Linked DNA regions of Mus musculus: regions 2 and 3 are each linked to region 1. Evidence: chromatin loops called from intact Hi-C (ENCODE). Cell type or tissue: left cerebral cortex. All regions are shown on one strand.

Evidence for each region. Hi-C counts contacts between places; a loop is a spot of excess contacts. Peaks named below come from ENCODE experiments on the same cell type or tissue, not always from the same donor. Only the 100,000 strongest peaks of a DNase experiment are listed, where the experiment ranks them.
Region 2: it touches region 1 in a loop (10-fold over the local background); 34 of 42 quality-filtered maps call a loop at or near these places.
Region 3: a loop joins it to region 1, with 2.5 times the contacts of the local background. A loop is called at or near these places in 4 of 42 quality-filtered maps.

Annotation. Positions count from the first base shown.
Region 1 is chr3:82,853,683-82,861,682 of GRCm38, forward strand. The region is part of intron 4 of Rbm46 (RNA binding motif protein 46); the gene reads right to left. Among named protein-coding and RNA genes, the nearest start is that of Rbm46, 19 kb to the right of the region's middle. In left cerebral cortex, a CTCF peak has its summit at 3,966 (motif pointing left); a DNase peak (open chromatin) is centred at 3,950.
Region 2 is chr3:82,362,068-82,370,067 of GRCm38, forward strand. Map9 (microtubule-associated protein 9) reads left to right here. Exons shown (of 14, transcript NM_001081230.1): 4 at 1,224-1,547. Among named protein-coding and RNA genes, the nearest start is that of Map9, 8.0 kb to the left of the region's middle. In left cerebral cortex, CTCF peaks have their summits at 604 (motif pointing left) and 3,168 (motif pointing right); DNase peaks (open chromatin) are centred at 527, 1,897, 2,619, 3,171 and 2 more places; H3K27ac peaks cover 2,007 bases.
Region 3 is chr3:82,544,409-82,552,408 of GRCm38, forward strand. Npy2r (neuropeptide Y receptor Y2) reads right to left here and starts at 3,677. Exons shown (of 2, transcript NM_008731.3): 1 at 3,429-3,677. In left cerebral cortex, a CTCF peak has its summit at 4,572; DNase peaks (open chromatin) are centred at 3,599, 4,073 and 4,521; H3K4me3 peaks cover 1,183 bases.

The sequences.
Region 1 (8,000 bases):
AAATATGTACTGAAAATGTGAGTCACTTCAAGGTATAAGTTTGCAGCAATGTCTTTGCCTTCAGGGTTTAAGAGCTTCCACAGTTCTAGAATCTTGCCATTAGCTCCCTCCCTAAATCACTCCTCTATTGGACTTAAACTTCCACCTCCTGGAACTCTGAAGATACATTTTAAAGTCTTTCTTCTACATGCCACTCTTCAGACATCTGAAGACAGTCACTGTAGTCCCTCTGTACAAATATGAATATTATAAACCAAACAGTCCCGGATATTTCAACTATCAACCCTCTGCTTCTTATTACAGTCATCAGTCAGTCACCAGTTGTCCAGGCTTACCTAGACTGTGGTACTCCAAGCAAACATGCCACATATACAATTATGTAGTCTAGATATCATGCAATTCTCCTGGTTTGCTTTGGATTATATTAATTTGAGACTGCAGAACAGAATGACTTTGTTCTGAATTTGCTTAAAAAAAAAAACAATCTAAGCATTTGCTTGCTGGTTTTCATTCTTTTCCACTTTAAGTATTTAATAGTAAAAATGCACAAAATAAGAAATGCATATAATAAAGTCAGACAAGTTATATAATCTAGAAAATAAAAACTTATATTCATAAATAGAAAATTTAAGTAAGTTCCTTTTATAATAAGTTTCAAAATTCTCCTCTGGACAATAATCATGCCTAATTTAAAAAATCATTGACTTAACTATGATTGTTAATCATTCTTGCTTTTTAAAGGGGATTTGCTCTATATTTATATAGTCATATGGGACATTTTTAGTTTTGCTTGGTTTTATTTTCCTAATCACTTTCTTAATCAACTTATATATCAATTACAGTCTCATTATACTCATGTCACAAGCTTAAATATATATAATTAGGAGCTGAGTAGAAATTTTTCATCACATTATTAACAGAATTTCAGAATCTCAAACTTAACTGAAAACATAATGTATTGTTCAGTAAAACATTCAAAAAAAAAGGCTTAAGAAAGTGGGATAATTTCCCTAGTCCAGGATAGAGCACTTGTCATCACTGAGCAGTTTTCCGAGTCTTCAAACATGTATAAGAGCCTGGTCATCTGCCTCAGCCAATGTTGGCTAATGAAGCAACTCCCTAGCACAAACCACACAAATAAATAAATAAATAGCCCTTTAAACATTATTTGTGTGTACGTGAGCATGTGTGTACACATATACCTGTGCAAATGCAGATGGGCCAAAATAGAGCTTTTGGAGCTGTTACAAGTGTTCACCAAACACTAAGCTCATTCCGTGGATGCTGGAATCCCAACTCTGTTTCTTGTCACTGCATAAACACTCTTAAGATCTGAGCCATCACCTGACAGTCTAAAAATGCTGGTACATAATTGAGAAAAGTGACAGATATCTACCTATATATTATTTCAGAATGAGAACTAAAAACAAGTATATTAAGTGTATCACAAGCAAAACACAAGAGGAAGACCTTTTCATACTTGTAAAGCCCCTATCAACTAGGAGTGCTTTACAGAGCATATAATCATATTTGTGCTTAAGACTCTTCTCTTTCCCCACTAAATTTTAAGGAAAAACATACTGTCCCCATGTTCTGCAATCATCACTATGTTCATACATGTTACACCTAAATTTCATACAATGGAATCCATCAAATATTTTCTCCCTAAGTAAGATCCCATTAAGTTTACACACATTCCTCTGCTCCAATCTCTAACTTTGTAAAATACTGCATTTGTTTAGTGTCATACAGACTTCTAATCCTGTCTACTTAAGGTGCATAATGACTCTCCTGAATCTTATGAATTAATTCTGTGTTCCCAATTTTTAATAAATCTAGTAAGTACAGAATTGGTCTCTCTTCAGCCCCTCCCCCAAAAAACAATTGAGAGCAGAAGGCAGGAAAGCTACCCACATATATGACACACATGCTCCAGTTGTATAACATTCATGGTTTTTATAGTTTGTACCAGTGAACAAGCAGACATGAATATGTACTGCTAAAATAAATATGAAAAAATAAGCTAAGAGGCTCACGTACTTACAATAATCTACAAGCAAAACTGAATTATCAAAAAGTTATTAGAAGAAATACATATAACACACTTAAAATATGATAAAGGACAATCAAAACTATAAGACAAGAAAAATAAAAATAACCATGGACAGCTCCTATAGTTTAAAAAAAAAAAAGGTAAAATTCTCTATCCTGGGTTTTTTTTTTTTTAACTAATTCATGTTTATTTGTCAACTACTGAGGTTCATATACAAATAACATGTATTTCTTAGAATGTTCTTTACTTTCATTTGTTATTAAATGTTGCCCTACAGGGTGTGTGTGCCATGTGCCATGTGCCATGTGCCTAGATGGGACAGAGGGGAGCTGATCTCCTTCCTGAGACTGAAGGAGATGGCTGAGCCTCCATGGAGGAAATGAGCCCAGGTCCTCTGCAAAACTAACAGCTCTCCACTGAGAGAGCACCCAAGTCCCACGTTACATTATTTTAAACACACAGCAAAAAGGCTGGTTCCACGAACAATTACCAAATTATCAGGCAATATAATTACAACCAGTTAATGTTTTGCAATGATTGTGGGCCTACACACTTTTTCTGGGCAGAAGGGAACTGTGCAGCAGACAAGGTTACTAAGAATGAAGGCTAAAACTAAGCTATCCACTTAGTCCCAATCTAATGAGCTTTTTTAATTTTTTTGATTTTAATTTTTACAGTTATGCATATATTAGGTCTGTACATGTGGATGCAGTGACCTTGAAAGTCAAAAGAGGGTGATGATGGATCCCTTGACGTTGCTGTGAGCCCCCGACAAGGGTTCTGAGGCTAGAACCCTGGGAGCCCTCGGAAGAGCAGCAAGTACTCTTTACTTCGTGCCATCTTTCCTACCCCCATCCTATACACCATTTTGTCTAAATTACAGAGAGACTTGTATGCAAATCATTATATTATCAGTGTGTTAACAACACAAGGAGTACTGGGTCAAATAATACATAATATGTTATTTTATTATAATTATATAACTATATCCAATATTTAATATTAATATAGGTAATATAATATTTATATTATACTTAATATCAATATATTTAATATTATAGAATTATAATATATAACATATATTATGTTATCTGGCAAATTATTTCCATAAAATATGAACCACTGCCTATATAAAAATCCAATGCAGGTGTTATAGTTCAAGTATAACTTTCTAGGAGACAAATAAAGGCCCACATGTAATTAATGCAAGTCTACCCAATAATAACACTTAAAAGAACACGTCCTTGTAAGTCTATAGACAATCCCGTTACTCTTGAGGTAATGTGCTACCAGAGCTTGGATAGAAAACACCTCTACAAAAAAAAATGAGTTCTAGGGTTGGTGATACATTAAGACACTAGCTATTAGGAGTCTCTCTGATTTTAAACAAATGTATATAATCAAAGGTATATAGAATAATTTTAGAATATTAGAAGCACAAAATGGATTTATATAGTAAGAAATGTTCATATTCCCAGCATTTGGGGGATAAATACAGAAGGACCAGATATTTAAGACCAATCTTAACTAAATAGCAGTTTAAGGCAAACTGGCACTTCATAAACCCTTTCTCAACAAGAAAAAAAAAGAATCACAAAATAAATTCTTGTCAGTAAAAGCCCTTACTGTGACATCTGTCTCTAGTCACTAGTCCACTGACATTATATTGCCTCAGCATAAACTGTTGTTGCATATTAAATAATAACTAAGCAGAAATGACAGGCTGAAGAAAGCTATTTCTCATGTCTCATACTAGTATGTGAGGCACAAAATCAAAAAGAAAACAAAGAAGCTTAAAATAAAAATAACAGTAAACACACACACACACACACACACACACACACACACAAAAAAACAACTCATTTTAAATCATGTATTTTGGCGACACCATGTGGCAGAACTATTAATTGCTGTTGACATCCACCATGCGTTGTAATCTACTTGAATATTTAATATGATGGAAAATTTTAAACTATTATATAAGTTAAATGGCAAAATTAGAAAATCAATGATCAATACAAAGATAGCTATTGTTGAAAATAAGTATATTATAGCAAGAATTTTAGGAATATGTTAGACAGATGTTGGAGGCACAGGCCTTGTGAACACCAATAATAAGCACTAGGGGAAAACAGGAATGTCGCCTGCTATTTGCCCAGAAGGCAGCGAGTGGGCATGGTTTACACAGCTGGGTGACATTTGTACTGTCTGTGTGGTCAGCAACCTCACCCAGAAGAACCTATCTTTTTGGAAGGTGTTGCATGTAAAAGATGTCACACACATTTCACAAAGAGTTTCAATTATGTGCATATTAGACATATTATTGCAGTGACCTTGAAAGTCAGAATAAAGTCTTAAACTTTACTGTGCATATAGGATTGAATTCATTATCAGCAGGGAATTTTTCACCTAAAATTAAATACTCTGGGTCAGACTCCAGAAGTTTTAGCCAATCCAGGCTACTCAGTCATTCTGAACAATTCTAAACGGTCATTCTGATGGCCATGGTGGCTGCAGACACACACAGACAAACACACAGACACGCACACACTGTACAAAGATACTAAGAAATTATACTATAAAATATTAAGCTAATTTAATTTATAAGCAAAATAACAGAAAAACACTTTAAGCAGTTAATAAATATAACTATACAACGAATATAGCCTTGATATACTTTAACACTAGCTTTCTAATATTGTTACAAAATGTTTCTGAACTTCTACATCATTGTTTTATAATCTTGGTCTAACTATAATTTACAGGAAGCTGGGCAGTGGTGGTACACACTTTTCATCTAAGCACTTGGGATGCAGAGGTAGGTAGATCTTTGTGAGTTCAACACTAGTCTGGTCTACAGACAGCCAGGGCTACAGAGAAGGCCTTTCTCAGATAGATATGATGCATGCATGGACTTAGGGATGGATGGTCAAACAGACAGACGGACAGGTGGGTGGACAGGTAGGTAGCCAGGCAGGTTGGTGGAAACTTCCGAGAAGTAAGTGACCGAAAGGCTGCCCCTTCACACATGAGTTGGATGACTCACTCACTTTCACACTGTTGTACGTCTATGAAAAAATATATGAATCACAGCATACAGGAGGCAGAGGCAGGAGATTTCTGTAACTCTGAAGCAAGCCTGGACAACACAGTATGTTCCAGGTCGGCCAGAGTTACACAGTCACACATAAGCTTTGACTTGGGTTAGCTCTTAGGGAAACAGAGCTCCTGGTTTCAAATGTTCAGAACGCAAACATGTGTGTTGACAGATACACGTATACTGAGGTGCTAGCTTGCTGCACAGATACTTGAACATGCCCTTTAATAACCAACTATAAATTTGTGAGATAAAAAGAATCCTTAGGAGCCCATGTATGGTAGGACGCTCCTTTAATCCCAGGACTCAGGAGAGAGAGGCAGAAGTATCTCTTGTGAGTTTAAGACCAGCTTGGTCTATATATCAAGTTTTAGGCTAACAAGAGCTACAGAATCTCAAAAAATCCCAAGAGCCCACCAAATAACCCTGACATTTTGAAGTCCAAATGCCAAACCATTCCTCCAACATCTCTATTCAGTGCTGATACTGAATGAAACTGCAGGAGTCTTGTGCTTTGGTTCTAGTCCTCCAGTAAGCTGCTTCTTCATATTAACTGCAGAGTATTTGTGGCCCACTAATTAAAATAGGTGCTAGCAAGGTAAAAATGATACTGATTAAGGTCCCTCAAAAAACTAGACCCTCTTTAAGGGCCAAAGACACATAGTTGAGTTAATGGAATTTTGGTCTTATCATTTGGTCATGTGACAGTGAATTGTGGATTGTGTAAAATGTTAGAACTGATGGCTGCTTCTCATTTAACAAGGTGAATTTTAAAGCAAATTCATCTATTTTATTCTTTTAAGTGTCAACTTGAGATAGTATGAAAGATCTCTACTTAAATCTAGAAGGAATATATTCTGAAAGAATTTTCCTTTGTTTACAATTATAGCTTTCATTATATTATAACCATCATTTTAAATTTAGCTTAAATATCTATTAGAATTACTTCTAATAAAAACTAAAGTCTTCTATTTCAAAACAAATTTATTGACAAATTATCTAAATCTAAAACCCTGTGTATGTCTTATACTTTGCCCATCAATCTGGAAATAATAGCTCATGAAAAAAAAAGCTCCAATTATCTTTCAGGTCCAAACTCGCAATAGTAATACTTTTTCCTCAGCATCTAACTAAAGTTGTGTGACATAGAGAAGTCAACACCTAATGTACCTAATGTGAAGACAAAAAATATAATATTTACAAAATTCCATTCAACAATTAGAAAAAATAGTAAACCCTGTGTCTCTTTTCAAATCAGATACAAGACATATCAACTGCAGATTAAATAGAGAAAAGCAGTGATATTAAAACCATGAACATTGACACATAAGTTTCTACAAATTGGAATTATCTAAAAAAATTAGTTGCTCAGAGAAAAAGCAAGTATATACTGTAAACTGTTTGAAAAAGAAAAATGAAGGAGAGTTCAAGAAACTGATATCACGTCTCTGAATTTCCTCAATTCTTCTTAAAATCTGCCAGAGATCCCCAAAGCAAACCTTCCCAAAGCTACCTCAAGAATCTTTCCGGCAGAGAATCTCAATCTGTTTTTAAAAACACCAAGTGGTCACACAAGAAAACAAATCTGCCGCTGGTATCAGAGAGCAGCAAACCTTGAAACAAGGAGAGGCGCGCTGGCCTGGAGTGAGCTGTTGGTACACAGCTTGATAAGGTTATTCCTAGCAACATGTATGACACCTCTCTCTCTCCTGCCTCTCGTTTTCTAGCAAAAAAAAATAAATAAATAAAATTTAAGTGTGAACAGAGTCACATTTAAAAGGAACTGATAGTCAATTATCTCACAGGTCTCCACTGACCAAACATTAAGTATAAACCTACCCACATGCTTGCATTTGACCCATTAAGTTTGCTGACTTCAGGGGACTGAACTAGAAAGAAATAAATTTCAAGGCTAGTATGAGCCAATACAGCAAGTTCCTATCTCAGAAACCTACATACATAAATAGGTACGTTTAGAAAATATATCCTTCTTATTTTACATGAAATGGAATTTAAGTATTTTTAAATTTTAAAACCAAGCATTGTATCTTTAATAATAAGTGAATGACTGCTAATCTCACTGGATGACTGGGGAGAGGAAAGTTCTTCTGATATGAACATAGCAGCAGCTCTAACGCTGAAGTGAGAATAAAAGGTTCTATCAGCGATTAACCCTCCTTCCGGCCCAATTTGGCCTCTTTCTACCAAAGCTATCTTACTTTCATCAGAAGAGAGACGGCTTTAGTTAGAACAAAAACTCCATCTTTAACTACTATGGTTCTTCCAATCAAGTCACTTGAAGTGAATAGCAAGGCTTCTAATACTTACTCAGATGTCAACTATCCCTAAAGACCTGCACTGATTTTGTTTTTGTTTCAAAACAAATGGTCATTTAAACACATAGCATCTTTTATTCCTACTCAAGCTTTCAAATGAAAAATGGGGACAGCAAGTCCAAGATTATATGGAAATTTTATGTATATTAACAGCACGTTCTTGAAGAGATGGAAAAATAAACAGTTAAAAGATTGTTTATATCACATTCAAGATAGCCAAGGCTCACCTGGCCACTGGGTTTAGCTTGGTGGTAAGTAGATAGCTTAGCAATATCATTTTAAAAACCCACCAAGACAAAACTGGATAATGATGACTGAAAAAAAAACAAAACACCAAATTGATAAGGTTAAAGGAATATCAAAACAAATTTCAAGAAAATTAATATAACCAAAGAAAATATCTTTAAATAACTCATTCTATCTAAAAAATTAAATTTCTGAAGTGCTTTTTAAAAATAAAGCCAAAAATGCATTAATATATTAAAAACACTACCTGAGTCACTCTTAAGAATCA
Region 2 (8,000 bases), 490 kb before region 1:
TCTAGTCTGTGTCGAGTAAACAAAAACTAACCAGCACATTTATCCTCAGGCAAGGGCTCATGACAAGAGCCAGATTTTTCACCAAGATATCACAGGAATGGCCATAAAGTTTCCTCCAGAAACTTCCTGACCCAGACCTCTACAGTTCCAATTACTCTTAGAACATCAGTCTTTAAGGGTCTCCTTAAAGCCTTTAGTTCTATTCTAATCCAAAGTTCTAAGATAATCCACATTCCTCCAAGGAACAGCCAGCATGCTAGGTTTCCAACAGCAACAGCCCACTCTCTGGTACCAACTTCTGCTTTAGTTACTTTTCTGTTCCTGTGATAAAACACCATGGCCAAAATGACCTAAAGAAGGAAGTTTTTTAAGCTTATGGTTAGAGAGAGAGAGAGCCAGTCCAGCACGGTGGGGACAGCATGGCAGAAAGTTGCAGGCCTGGGGACGGGAGCTGGAAATGAAAGATAACATCAACAGCAGCCAGGAAGCAGAGAACAGACTGGAAACGGGACAGGGCTGTGCACTTCCACAGCCTGTCCTTAGCCATGAACTTCCTCAAGACAGTGGAGGAGCTCCGCTCCAAACAGTGCCACCAACTGGGGACTGAGTGTTACTGAGCCTTTAGGAACCATGTTCATTCAGACCACCAATGTGGGTCATTTTGAAAAATAGATCCTTCAATCAGCACATTAACTTGGTTTCTGTTAAGTAAGCAAAACATTAAACTTTAGATTTCTGATATAATCATGTAAAATTCTGATTTGAAATTAAGTGTGTTATTTTGAAATATTCACTGGATAAATGCTTTCTGTAAAAGTATTCTGAATAGCTGTTAAATCAATCATGTCTGTCTTGCCAAATTGGTATTCTTTCTTAGAATATTCTTTACTAGACAGTATCATCTTTGTATTTTGGGATGGGTGCTACATTGAACAACCTTTGATGGACATACCCTCCCCCAAAAAATACAGTGCTGTAGGCACTTGATAAATATTTTGAATACGTTAATGAAACTCAGACTTTATTTGATAATTGCCAACCAAGCCTACCTAGATTCCTGGTTTGAAGAGTAACAAAATAAATATGGATGTATTTAGGGTTATTGATTTATTTCTAGCCATTTCTGTTTATGAAGGTAGTGTTACTTTTCAAAGAAGTAGAACATAGCTTTTGAATGTTTAAAATACACTGCTGAGCACATCTTTTCCTGTTTCTCTTTCCAGTTTCTTTAGGTGAATTTTCAGATACCTCGACAGATGAAAGTCTAGTTAGAAAAAAGATGAATGATTTTCATATATCCGACGATGAGGAAAAAAATTCTCCAAGACTGTCTTTTTTGAAAACCAAGAAAGTAAACAGGGCAATATCCAACGATGCTCTGGACTCCAGCACTCCGGGCAGCGAAGGCTCGTCACCGGATGCTCAAGAAGATGTGACTGGAGATTCCCTCCCCAAATCTCAAAATGATGATCGAGAAGTCGGCAGAGAGATCATCACAGTGAAGCCTACACCCAGGATGCACCCCGTCAAAAGAAGCACGTCCTCGGGTAAGCTGGGAAATTACTGACCTTGTGTTTCCAGAGCAGTCCTTTCAGGATAACATGTCACGAAATGCGTTTTTATGGTGGCTAATGTATTTAAGTTTCCAGTTTCCCACCCGTCCCTTAGTAACCATAGCTACAAAGGCCCATTCACTCTGGAGTCTGTGCTGGGGCCGGAGAGAAAGTCAGGGCAGCTGGGGTCACCCACAGCTGTGGCTCCCACATACCTGGCTCATCAGCTTCTATTCTGTTTGTGGAGCCGGAGCTGCCGTGAAACTGTTCTAATCCCCAAGAGCTGCCAAGATTGAAACGGTCATCTGTGAAGACTGAGGGTGTGGTGAGGTGGTGGGTGGGTGGCTGGCATGGCCAAGGCTGTGAGTTCAAAGTCAGGACCATGGAGCACGGAAGCGTTTCTCCATACTAAGCTTTTGCTTTTATTGTTGGATGAAGTGTCTTGCCTCTCCCTTAAGAGACCGGAAGCTTTCTTTGGTTTATTGCACTGCATATGCTGCCAGCCAAAGCCCAGCTTCCTGAAGGTGGCTTCCTAGTGTGACTGAGAAGTACTGGAGAACTCTCCACTAGTCTACTGAACTCTAGACCTTCCGGAGGAAGGACGGAGTGAGGACGGCCAAGAAGTGGTGCCCTGGGAGCCCTTGGGAGAGGCAACGGAACAGGAGCATGGCAAGGCGAGGGTTTGGTGTCTCCTGGTTATCTTTCCTTCTGTTTGACAAAGGAAAAACTAGTTGATGCTGAGAAGACTAAAATCCCCACCCCACCCCCTCCTGTCATGCTCTCAAGTGTGGTGCTGTCAGATGGCTCATACTTACCATGGTAGATAGTACCAGTAACATCAGGTAAGACTTTATTTCAGACGTATGTTAAAGGACGACCCTTCCCTCCCTGTGCAACCTGGGAACCTTAGAAGGATAAAAGTAGAGCAGAGACCCCTAGGAAAGTGTCCAAGACATGGATACAAAAGCGTTGCCACATGTGAGCTGCGTGTGATTCAGGCAGAATAGTTTCAGGCGCTCGAGCCTGGTGAGTGGGAGGACAAACCTGCTTTTCTTGTCCTGCAATACTGCTTTAGGAATCTTTTGAAGTAACCAGAAAAAGCCATCAAATGTGAGCAGATGGCGTAAGGACGCTGGGCCAACTTCTAACCTGAGCTTTCCAAGTGTGTGTGTGGGGGGGAATCACAGGCAGACGGGAACATAGTTGAACTATGTTAAGAATATATAAGGACCGGGGGTATTGTACTGGGACCAAGTGCTTGTCCAGAACTGACCAGAGAGATAAGTTAAAAAGGGAGACAGAGGAGAAATGTAAATATAGCAACAAACTTTAGTCTGGATGTGTATAATTATCAGTTTACTGTAGGTGTTAAACAATACTCCACCTAGTTAATACATTTTTAAAGCTATGCTAGAGCCTGGTGTGTTAGTGCAGACTTGAAGTCCTAGCACTCTAGATCATGAGGCAGGAGGATTGCTGTGAGTTTGAGGCTAGCCTGCACTACATAGATGCAGACTAAAACACAAGAGCTTGCCTAAACTACGGGAAAAGTGGGTTGGGGGAAGCTGCAGTAAAGGTGAATTAAAATGAGTAAGGCAATACTCCATTCTAGCCACAAGGTGGCAGCAGCATCTGTGTGCACCCATGGGCGTGGGTGCATTCAGTTTTTCCAAGCTGAAAATCACTAAGTAGAGAATCTCCGTAGGGTTGAGACAAAGAATTTCAAATGAAAAGAACTTACTTTTTTCCCCCGAGAACTTGAAAGCATTTCTGGAAGAGGAATTGGGGCATAAAATATACTAAGGTCATCAGGTGTTTCCAGTGCAAAGAATAAAAATTGAGGCTAGTGGCCTTAAAACATGCCTGGCACAGAGAATTCCTGAAGGATCTAAATGAATGGATGAATAGAATACCCAGCTAATTCATTCATGAAAAGAGGGATGCGCTTCCTGGGTTTAGCTGTACTCTCTAATTCTTAGAAGCCTTTCCCGGAGTGTTTGGAACTTGATATTTGTAATGTGAGGCGCAGGTCAGTGGTAGAGCATGGCCAGACCTGCGTGAAGCCTCTGGTTCCTCCAAAGCCCACAGCACTCCACTGATGCTTTGCTCTGCTCCCGTTTACCTTTGTACCGCTTGTGCTAACCAGACTCTGGCCTGGCAGAGCAGCTGTTACTATGGCGGTTTTTTGCTAGGGTCTTGCAGGGTGCTATAGTTAAGGTGTTTTTGCATTCATCTCAGGTCTGCAGTTTAGTGGAGCTTTTAGCCTTGGGCACAATTCAACCCTGACCTCATTTAATTTATTTGTGAAATGGAGATGTTAGTTTAGACACATCTAAGTGGTTCAGTACTCAAGAGTTAAAATCAACAATTATTTTCTACATTTGCAGTGCTCAGAAAAGTTCTAGAATAAGTGAAATATTGTTAATATTTAGGATCTTTTCATAAGCAAGTTATCAATTTGTCTCTCTGTGTGTATTCTGAACTCATTGTGTTTCCTCATGCTACAAACTGATGATGAGCAAGAATACTACATTCAAACGGCTTACCAGTTGACGGGGACTTTAGAGTTTAGTAAGAAACTGTATGAAAGTTATAGTAAGAATGGCAGAAAGTGGATATCTGAGTTACCTAAAATGTCAAGGAAGGTGTCTGGAGGAGGAGGAGGGGGAGGAGGGGGGACGGAGAGGAAGAGGAGGCGTGATAAAGTGTGGTGTTGGGCTGGGCTCTGTGATATAGTAGTTGAGGGGATGGAGGAGGGAAAGGTAGATCATGAGATATGTATTAACTTGCAAAAATTGTACAGATGTTGGCAAGGAGAAGCTTCACCCCAAAGAGTTGCAATCGTAATTGACAAGCCAGTGAATAAAACTGGAAGACATCATTCCACCGCTGTGAGTGCTCCCTGAGCCCTGAGTGTTTATCAGGCCCTGCCCTGTGGACTTTTGATGTCTTCTCACTCTCGCTACCCAGGCAGTTAAGGGGAAACTCTGTTTGCGTTTGCTTTCTGTCGCTGTGATAAACACCATAACCGGAAGCAACCTGGGGAGTGTCTTCATTATGGTTTCGATTGTCGTGAAGATGTATATTACCATGATCACAGGAACTCTCATAAAAGAAAAGATTTGACTGGGGCTGGCTTACAGTTGCCAGAGGATTAATCCATTATCGTCATGGCAGGAAGTAAGAGGCATGCAGGCAGACATGGGACTGGAAAAGAAGCTGAGAATTCTACATATTGATCGGCAGCAGAGAGAGAGAGAGAGAGAGAGGGGGGGGGAGAGAGAGAGAGAGAGAGAGAGAGAGACTGAGACTGACTGATTCTCATTGGGCTTGGCTTGGCTTGGCTTGAGCATTTCTTTTTTTTTTTTAAAGAAGTATTTATTAAAAGTAGTTTCTATGGATCAATTTTTTTGGTCTATTTCACACATGTATATTGTGTTCTCAGGTTACTCCCCTCCTTCTGTTATTTGCTTCCCATCTCTACCAAGACTCCTGCCCCAACCCCTGGCAGGCCCTTTCCCAGGTTCACAAATTTTGGTTCAGTTTTATTTAACCAGGACCATATGCATGTCTATTGCATTGGAGGTATCCTTTGGGGCCTATTTGTGTCTCTGGTGGGCGGGCAGTGGTGTTACCACTCCCTGAATCTAAATAGCAGTAAACAGTTCATTAGTAAGGGTATAGCAGTAAATAGTAAATAGCAGTAAACAGTTCATCAATAAGGGGCAGGGCTCCGTGAGTTCCTTTTCTTTTCTTTTCTTTTCTTTTCTTTTTTCTTTAATTAGGTATTTTCTTCATTTACATTTCCAATGCTATCCCAAAACTCCCCCCATACCCCCCCACTTCCCTCCCCCCCCTTCTTGGCCCTGGTGTTCCCCTGTACTGAGGCATATAAAGTTTACACGACCAATGGGCCTCTCTTTCCACTGATGGCCAACTAGTCCATCTTCTGATTCATATGCAGCCAGAGACACGAGCTCCGGGGTACTGGTTAGTTCATATTGTTGTTCCACCTATAGGGTTGCAGACCCCTTTAGCTCCTTGGGTACTTTCTCTAGCTCCTCCATTGGGGGCCTTGTGATCCATCCAATAGCTGACTGTGAGCATCCACTTCTGTGTTTGCTAGGCCCCGGCATAGCCTCACAAGAGACAGCTATATCTGGGTCCTTTCAGCAAAATCTTGCTAGTATATGCAATGGTGTCAGCATTTGGAGGCTGATTATGGGATGGATCCCCAGGTATGGCAGTCTCTAGATGGTCCATCCTTTCATCTCAGCTCCAAACTTTGTCTCTGTAACTCCTTCCATGGGTGTTGTGTTCCCAATTCTAAGAAGGAGCAAAGTGTCCACATTTTGGTCTTCGTTTTTCTTGAGTTTCATGTGTTTTGCAGATGTGTCTTGTATCTCTGGTATTCTAAGTTTCTGAGCTAATATCCACTTATCAGTGAGTACATATTGTGTGAGTTCTTTTGTGATTGTGTTACCTCACTCAGGATGATGCCCTCCAGGTCCATCCATTTGCCTAGGAATTTCATAAATTCATTCTTTTTAATAGCTGAGTAGTACTCCATTGTGTAAATGTACCACATTTTCTGTATCCATTCCTCTGTTGAGGGGCATCTGGGTTCTTTCCAGCTTCTGGCTATTATAAATAAGGCTGCTATGAACATAGTGGAGCATGTGTCCTTATTACCAGTTGGCACACCTTCTGGATATATGCCCAGGAGAGGTATTGCTGGATCCTCCGGTAGTACTATGTCCAATTTTCTGAGGAACCACCGGACTGATTTCCAGAGTGGTTGTACAACCTTGCAATCCCACCAACAATGGAGGAGTGTTCCTCTTTCTCCACATCCACGCCAGCATCTGCTGTCACCTGAGTTTTTGATCTTAACCATTCTAACTGGTGTGAGGTGGAATCTCAGGGTTGCTTTGATTTGCATTTCCCTGATGATTAAGGATGCTGAACATTTTTTCAGGTGCTTCTCAGCCATTCGGTATTCCTCAGGTGAGAATTCTTTGTTTAGCTCTGAGCCCCATTTTTAATGGGGTTATTTGATTTTCTGGAGTCCAGCTTCTTGAGCTCTTTGTATATATTGGAAATTAGTCCCCTATCTGATTTAGTATTGGTAAAGATCCTTTCCCAATCTGTTGGTGGCCTTTTGGTCTTATTGACAGTGTCTTTTGCCTTACAGAAGCTTTGCAATTTTATGAGGTCCCATTTGTCTATTCTTGATCTTACAGCACAAGCCATTGCTGTTCTATCAGGAATTTTTCCCCTGTGCCCATATCTTTGAGGTTTTCCCTCACTTTCTCATAACATCCAGGCTTGAGCATTTCAAACCTCAAAGCCCACCTTCTGTGACACATTTTCTTCAACAAGGCCACACCCACTCCAACAAGGCCACACCTCCTACTGGTACTCGTTCAGCATTCAAAATTGAGTCTTTAGAAGCTGATCCAATTCAAAGTAGCACAAGGAAGAATGCATTTATTACGTTAGCATCTGTAATCTGCGACAGCAGGACAGGAGCCTCCCTCAGGAACCCGGGGCGCAGCTGAAGCTGAATGAAGCAGAGGAATGCTGGGCACTGACTTGCTCAGCCTGCTTTCTTACACAACCCTGGAACGCTTGCCGAGAGTGGCACCATGCTCATGGGCTGGCTGTTTGCACATTGCTCATTAATCAGAAAATGCCCACACACTTGCCTAAATGTCAGTTTCTTAGTTGAGATTCTTTTCCTCCAAGACATGTCTAGGTGTAGGTCAAGTTGACAAAAAATCGATCCCTGCAGCCCTTCCAAGGTTAGGCTCTCCTGGGAAGCTTAGGGAGACAAGTGTCAGAGCCTAAAGGGAAGCATGGGGCCTCCGAAGGGGTCAGGTTCACAGAAACTGAGAGTAGAACAGGAATCGCTGGGGACCGGAGAGAGCAGATCATTGGGCGTTTATATTCAACACTATACGGTATCCGTTGTGCAAGGCGAGCATGTTCTAGAGATCAGTTCAACGTTGTGCCACAGGCAGTACTGTACTGAGCATGAGAAAGTATTTTAAGAGGTGGCTCATGACACAATGCAAACAAAAATAACCCGACAGCTTCTTGGCGCGATGATTGGTGCTGAGGCTCGAACCCCACGCACATTTGTCAGAAAAGAAGCCAGGAGCAGATGTTTTAGATGTGGACGTGTACCTTGAGAAAGATGTGTTGTAGAGAGTCTGTGCCTGCCTGCAAAACAGATAAAGTCTCTGTGTCCCCAGAACACAAGTTCCAAAGTGGAAGAGCCAGGAAGCAGGCAGCACGAGTGGTCAGCAGCCGGACAGGGACACCTTCCATGCTGCTCACAGGCCACTGAGCATGGCTGCTTAGGGTCGGATGAGGAGGAGCCCCAAGGACTCTGTAGAGAGAAATGATGGGGCTTATGGTCATCAGGGAAGCAGTATTTAGAAA
Region 3 (8,000 bases), 310 kb before region 1:
TGCCCCTGCTCTACTTCCCACCTTTCCTGCCTCTGTCCTATTCTGAACCACTGAGCTGCATAAGACCCTCCCTCACTTTCAGGCTCCCACTTAATCAGGATCCTGGTTGGGTTGAATCAATGCAAGGCACTGGAAGGAGATTACAAAGCAGGAGGCTTGCGGGGAGTTGGCTCAGTGAATAAAGAGCTTGCCCTGCAAGTGGGGAGATATGAAAAGAGCCCATGTACAGCTGGAAGCTTAGTGCACAGCTATAATGCAGCTACTCTGACAGACAGGAGAACTCTCAGAAGCTTATGGGTCAGGCATCCTGGTGGATGTAGAGACCCAGTCTCAAAAAGAATCAAGGTGATGAGTAAAAACCTTGGCCTGAAGTTGTGTCCTCACCCCTGTATGTATGCTATGTCATACCTGCACTTGCACACATGGATGTATGCATACATACATACATATCCTAATAACACATTATATATGCCCTATACACATTCATATATACCTTACACATACATACATACATACATACATACATACATACATGCAAGCATACATACATACATACCCTAAGTACACATCACATATGCCCTACACATACATACATACATACACCACACCTGCACACATACGCACATACACCACACCCATACTAGCACACACTTATACATATGAACATGCATGCACACGTGTACACATAAAGCTACACACATACACACACACACTATACATGTATAAATAAGTTTAAAGAGAAAGCTGCGTGGAGAGAAAGCAAAAGGAAGGAAAAACCAAGGCTTCTCCTTCCTCTCTCTGTACCCTGGGTAGCCTCGGCAGCTCCTCTGTGGCCTTGATTACCACAGGGTAGACCCCTTGTGATGGTTTCCGGTGGATGGAGGTGTTTTGCGGGCCTAGGTTACACTGCCTAACTTTTCTATCTCCCTTAGGTTTAAGGTAGTAACAAGGTGTTATTCTTGTAATCTCAAATTGGCCTAACTTTCAGTCTTCATCCCCCCACCTCTTATATAACCATCTCTGTTCGTGGACTCCTTCGCATCTACAGCCCTGAATGGAATTTTTTGATTCATGATATGCTCAAAACACATCTTAATTTGCTTTCTCACTAAAGTAAACCTCAGCTCCTTACTATGGCACTCAAGGCTTGCCGACATCCCTGCAGACACTCTGTCCTGATTCTCCTTGACATCTCAATACACATCTGCTGCTCTGTCATACTGAATGGCTACCAAGTTGAGAACACCCCAGGCTTCCCCATGTGGTGAACTGAGGACTCTGCCGTTCTTCCGGTCATTCAGAAGGTTCATTCTCCCTTTAATCACTGCCCACAGTGTGACTGTTCCAGTTTACCAACCTAGGACAGCCATCTCTAAAGACCTTTTGTTTAATCTCACAGTGCACCCTCTGGTACAGTAAAGCTACTCAATTATTGGACAAAACCAATACAAAGCTAAAGGAGAATACAATTTTATTAATAACTACTGCCACCTTTTTAATACAAAGTATAATTTCAATTCCCTTCTTGAATAAATGTAAAAACACAAAGGATTCCTTGCCTTGCTATAGCAGCCTCAGGTTTGTTTGCTTGTTCTTAGTCTGGTACTTGCTACTTGCTTCTTCAAGAAGGTTGCCCTAAGACCCTATTAAATCAGTTCCTGATTACAACCTCTGAAATCGCCTGTCAGTATGCTCCACATAGAATTCTTTTTCTCAAATGCTCATATCTCCCCTGCCCCTGCGCTACACACACACACACACACACACACACACACACACACACACACACACTCACACACACACTTCTAGGGGCCTGGGAACTTTCTGTGTGTTTTCCTTTGTTGCTATACTGGTCCATTCTATACAAGTCAACATAGATTTCAAACAGAACGTTCCAGGGATACCAGCCCCACTGCCCATTATGAAAACATGGCATTTGAACCCTGGCCCCTTTGATTGGCTGTCCCATTTTCCCTAAGCTAAGAGACTGACTTCATGGAGCAGTTACTCAGACCATCCACGGCAACCAGAGTTGAGCAGACTTGCAAAAGTTGCACCCACGAGCTGAGTGTAAGCACAGATTTAAGGGCACTGGGAAGAGAAGCGCATTTGATTTATTGACTACTTCCTTTTTTTTCTTTTCAATCACATTTTCTTCCCTCTGAAATCCTTTCGCTGGAGTCTTACAGCTCCTCTGCAGGAATGGCTATCGATCTGCAAGCTATTACCCTGTGAACACTCTGAGCTGCATGCAGGCACAGTACTAGCCCTGGGCTGGGCAAAGCACTACCCAGGACACAGAATGTATCATTCACAACAGCACTTCTGGAAAAGTAGGAGAGTGAAAGAGAACGTGAGGGTAGACACTGCCACGCGTGACACTCCTGAGGCCCCCAGTCAAACCAGAAAGAGGCAAGGGGGAGAGCCTTTCCTTGAAACAAGGCAAAATGAGACATTCAGGTTATTCAAGAAATTCAAAACTCTGAATAGCGCTGTTCTCTTGAACAGGTGCCCCTTGACTGAGTTTATTACAGAAGCAGTCAGTGTAGAAAGGGAAATGATGCTTTTTTCCTTCTGACGCTCTAGGTGCTTTCTTTAATAAGCCAGAAACCTTCTCCTGCTTTAACTACATGCTGAAATCACTGGAATTGCAAGTTATTTCTGAGATAGAGTCACTCCAGGTGGGCAAAGTGTGACATCCCTGTCTAGCCCTCCTTCCAGTATTGTTTTCCCAGGGAAAACCCCCAAGTTCCATGCTACAAACTATAGTTGCCTGCACCTGTTGGATCTCCTGTGAGGGGAGATGCGGTCTTTAACACTGCAACATACAGGGCATTATTGTTTGCCTAAGTAGAGATGGATGGATCATCTGAAAAGTCAGCGAATGCTTCTCTTTCCTGTATTTGTGCTTCCTGTCTTTGACAGTAGTGTAGTCTCTTAAATGACACTGGGATTTTAATGACTAGTCTCTACTAAGAATGACATTTAAATATTACTGCCCCACCACCACCACCACCATGCCACACAACCACAGACTTCTACTAGTAGGTGACCCCATCTTGGGGAAATGAATGGAAGCCTAAATAAATCTCTATTTTTGAACAGCCTTAGAAAACCCTACATGATCTTGCACTTCAGAAAGTGCTTGAGTTTTAAAGAGGGGGCAAAGTCATATCTTACTGTCTCATACTGTAGCGCTCAATCAAGGAACAGTCTATAACCTTCAGCAGAAAAGAAAAAGTCCAGCAAAAGAAGAAAAGCGAAGTGGTACTAGCCCACCTAGTTCCAGTGTTCCACTTAATGCCTGGAGGGGTGGGCGGCTCCCCTTCGGAACACATCCCCATGCCCTCTTACCCCTGACAGGACCCGGGGCTCCTCTAGGGCTGTTCATGATCTCAGAAGGAGAACTGGAGTTTGAACTTACTTACTGTATTGACTCTTGCGCGTTCCTTCTCAGATGAGGAATCCAGGAATTTCAAGCAAGGGATTATCTAAACAGCCAGTCTGGAGACAGTCCTGGGAGGCACCCAAAGCAGGTCCGATTTGGTGTGAGCCAGCAAGTGAGATCAGAAGCAGGAGCGGCAAAGCGGAACAGCTGCAATGCTGTGCCTGCTCGGCTTCTCGGTGGACCTCTAAAGCCACTCGATCAGGGACCCCGCACTGCACAGCTCAGAGCCCCGGGTAGGAGTGGGTGGGGAGGGAGGAGGATCGGAGATAGAAGTGGAGAGAAACGCCGCCCTGGAAGGAAAGGACACAGGTAGGGGAACTGCGGAGCGAGGGAGTGAGGCAGATAAGTTCCCCGTAGTCAGAGACTGGAGATTAGTGTCCTCCAACCTTAGTTGCACGCTATGCAGCGTAGCGCCTCATCGTTCCTCGCCACCACTCCCTGCAGCTGCTATTCACTCCACTTAGGAGTTCACCTAATCTGCAGAGAAAAGTGCAGGGCAGTGGCGAACCCCGATGCAGGGAGGGAGCTGTGGTCCCTGGCTATGTGAACAGCGACAGACACCTCAGGCTTGCGGGTGTGGGCTGGAGAGAGGTTCCACACTTGGGGTGGAGGGGCAGAATCCCACTCTGGGCTAGGAGTTTCCTTGTGTAAAAACCAAGGAGGAGAACGAACTCCTCGCAGAAGCTGGATCCCAAGGACAAACAGCCAGCGCGCCCTGCCACACAGCGCAGGCACAGGAACTGTGGTTAACACGAGTCCAGTGCCTGGGGGACGGGAGCAGCAAAGCCCTTAACAGGTGTCCCTGGAACCCTGCGCCTTCAGATCACAAGCCCAGGTGTCCCAGCGGAACACTGGCAAAACTGTCCCTCGGGAAGAACGTAGAGAACAGCAGTGGGTCGTAAAACAGTCTTTCTTTGTCCAATTAGTTGACTTCAAAATTCTTCGCCTTTAGTTCTTGCACCATTCGAGATTTCGAGAGAGCAGGGAGACCATGCCTCGGGAAATGTTCCTCAGGAGTGAAGCCCGAAGGCTGAAAGAGGACATGCAGGACTTTCAGTCACGCTAGAGGGCTGTTTCAACCTTACCCTGCAAACTCTTCATTCACCAGCAGTCTTTCCAGAGGTTTGCTACAAGTCTCTTTTCCTTCAGATTTTAAAGGGGGCAGTAGAGACTTGAAAGCCAGGAAGCCAGGCTTGTCTTAACCACCGTGTCTCTCAGAGCTGCACAAGTCACCTCGCTGCATTGGATCACTCTTCTTGTTGTTTTCTTTTCTTTCTTTCTTTTTTAATTTATAAAATAAGGATGGCCACATTAGTTCTCAGAATGTCTCTGAAGGATACAAAACAATGATTCGATTTAGATTAGGTGTCTCGAAAAAAAAAAGTTATACTTAACCTATTTTTAAAAGACAAGTACTCCCCCACGTAGTAATAATTACTCCTTTATTGGGAAATGGATTTTCAGTCCCGTGGCCACTGAAAGTCACACACCCTAATTATAGGTCATAAGAAGTATAGAATCTGATATCAATCTTCAATTCATGTGACATCATGCTAAAGAAGCTACCTATAAAACAGTGTTTCGTGGGCCTTTCAATTACCAGTACATAAAAGGCAGCAGGCCTGCGAGAAGCCATGATGTTTTACACACTCTGCTTAAAGTCCTTTTTGTAAGCATTTTTTTGGTTTAGGGAAGTATCTCTTGTTCGCACATATGCTTTCAGTTGAACAGATTCCTTTTTTAAAAAAGAGACACTGGGGAATGAGTAACTCCTGTGGCCTCACAAGAGCTGGGAATTGCTCTGCCTCTGAGCTTCAGATTCATACTTTTTTTCTGTTTTTGGTTTTTTTGCTTTGTTTGAGGACTGCATCTTACTAAGTTGCCCAGGCTGACCCAGTGTTCTCTATGTAGCCCAGGCAGGCCTTGAACCTACTTAACCTCCCTAGGAGTCAGTGTTGCAGGCAGCACCATCAGGTTCAGCTCTCTGTGCTTCTTAATATTGGGACGGTGAAGGAAGGACTCTGTGTGTCTAACAAGTTCAACTTTTGAAAACTGACATAGAAGCAAATGACCAAAACAAATCTGATGAGCAGGGTTGCTGAACATAATAGTTTTGGAGGATTTTAACCTATTTTTCAAGCAGTGATTGCACAAAACACTCTTCTCTCATAGCAATGATTAACAAAGGCTTCTAAGCGGCCCTTTCTGAAAACTGAACTCACTTCCTTATAGGCATGCCAGCGTCTTAAATGATTCACATGCTCCATACCCCTCTGATCTGTAACTCCAATAATAACAAAGAACACAGGACTTAAGTCTTTCAATAAAGTACAGATTGGATGAGAAGCTGATCTGGGAGGTGAAAGTCCTTCCACCGTGCAGCACACTATCGACATAGCTATGCCAACTTATGACACTGCACAGTCCGGTTCTAAGGAAAGGCCTTTAAGGCACACATGTTACAAGCTATAGGAACAATGAACAGCTCTGAGGAAGGACCCTCAGCCTGTGAAGCTGCTGAATTAATGATAGTCTAAATGGAAACAGGACAAGATTATCAAACCAGATTCCTCTCTTGATGAGTAGTTCAGTTCTTTGGGCAATTCCATACCTTTCCAGAATAGATGCCAACTCTTCTACAGATAGGGAGAAGATAGAAACCCCCAAATGCCTACATAAGTAGAGCCAGCAGTAGCTGTGTGCTCCCAGGCTAGGTCGAGGAAGAAAGCAGAAAGTGGTAAGAATGTACACAGCCTAAGAAATACATAGCACATAAAGGAACTGAAGAAATACATAGCACACAAAGGAACTGAAGGCAGAGGCCTGTTCTCAGGTTCCAATAAGATGACCTACAAAAACTACATTTAATATGGTTAGATCTCTCTCTCTCTCTCTTTTTTTTTTAAAGAAACAAAACTTGTATTCTTAAAAACTTAGACCAGTGAGACGGCTCAGTAGGTTATGCAGGTATCACCAAACCTAACAACCTGAGTTAGACCCCTGAGGCCCCTCATAGTGGAAGGAGAGAATCTGTCCCTACACATTACCACTTAACTCCATATACCCCCCAAACACACACACACACACACACACACACACACACACACACACACACATGCACACATACACAAACACACATGCACACACACATACACATGCACACATGCACACACCTTCATATGCACACTTATACACATGCTCTGTACACACATACTCTGCACACATAGCTACAGACACCACACATGTAGACACACACACACCCATACATACCCTACACACACTTGTGCAAATGTAATAAAGCATCTTTTGAAATGCAGTGGTGCCAAGTGATGTCTTAAAAGCCAAAATTCGCTGGGCAGTGGTGACACATGTCTTTGATCCAGCACTTGGGAGGCAGAGGCAGGTGGATTTCGGCGTTCAAAGTCAGCCTGGTATACAGAATGAGTTCCAGGACAGCCAGGGCTACACAGAGAAACCCTGTCAAAGAAAAAGTCAAAATTCCAGGTGAGCATATCAAAATAAATGAGGTGGTAAGTAGACAGAAAGGTAGAAGAAAGAAAAAAAGGGCATAAAGTAGAGAGCAGTCCCCTTTATACATGGAGGATCTACTCAGAGACCTCTAGAACATTTCAGAAACCATGACAAAGTTGGCTAAAAGCTTGACACAGAAGGTAAGAACAACAACAACTAATAATGAAATGAACAATTATAACAATAGAATGTAACAAAAGTTTTATAAACACATCTCCATCGCCTATCGTACTGTAGTTAACATTTTCTTGTGGGGATGTGAAGGAACACACATCTCCATTTGGCTTATCTGAATCACATCACTATGGCCCTTTGGGGCCACTGCTATATAATAGAGGTTGCTTATTCACAAGAACTTCAACACTACCACAGTCATTCTCAGAAGGGAGGTGACCACCAAGTGAAACACAGACTGCTAGCATATGTATTCTGGATACACTAGATATAAAAATGCCTCATAACCTGGGTAGGATAGATAGCACAAATATCTCATGATATTCCTCCAAATGGCATGCAGTTTAAACTTACAAACTGTTTTTTCTGGAAAGTTCCATATAGTGGGTAGAAAACTGAAATAGTAGAAAGTAAAACCTTCAATAAAGGGCAGACTAGAGAGCTATTTGCAGTAGAGACCTCCAGGGATCTCCAGTCTTATTGCCTCTTGTGTCATTTAAGTCTGATAAATGTCCTCGAATGCTTAAAATATGTCTCCACAAAAATTTCCTCTACTCCACTGCCTATTCCTCAGAACATACAGATACAAGAGGCAGAGAGCCACAGTTTGACTGCCAGTTGAACTAGCTTTCCACTGCTACGGTACATACAGGAGAAAACCATCCATGAAGTAGGTACATGTGTCTAGCTCACAGGCTTGCACCTTTGCCTTAGGTGGGTCAGCAAGTCATCATGGGTCATGGAGAAGATCAAATCTATTGATCTGACCTTCTTACAGTAAGAGAGATGGAGCAGGAGGAGAAGAAGAAGATAAGGATGACCCAATCACTGGGTCCTCATGGTCTCT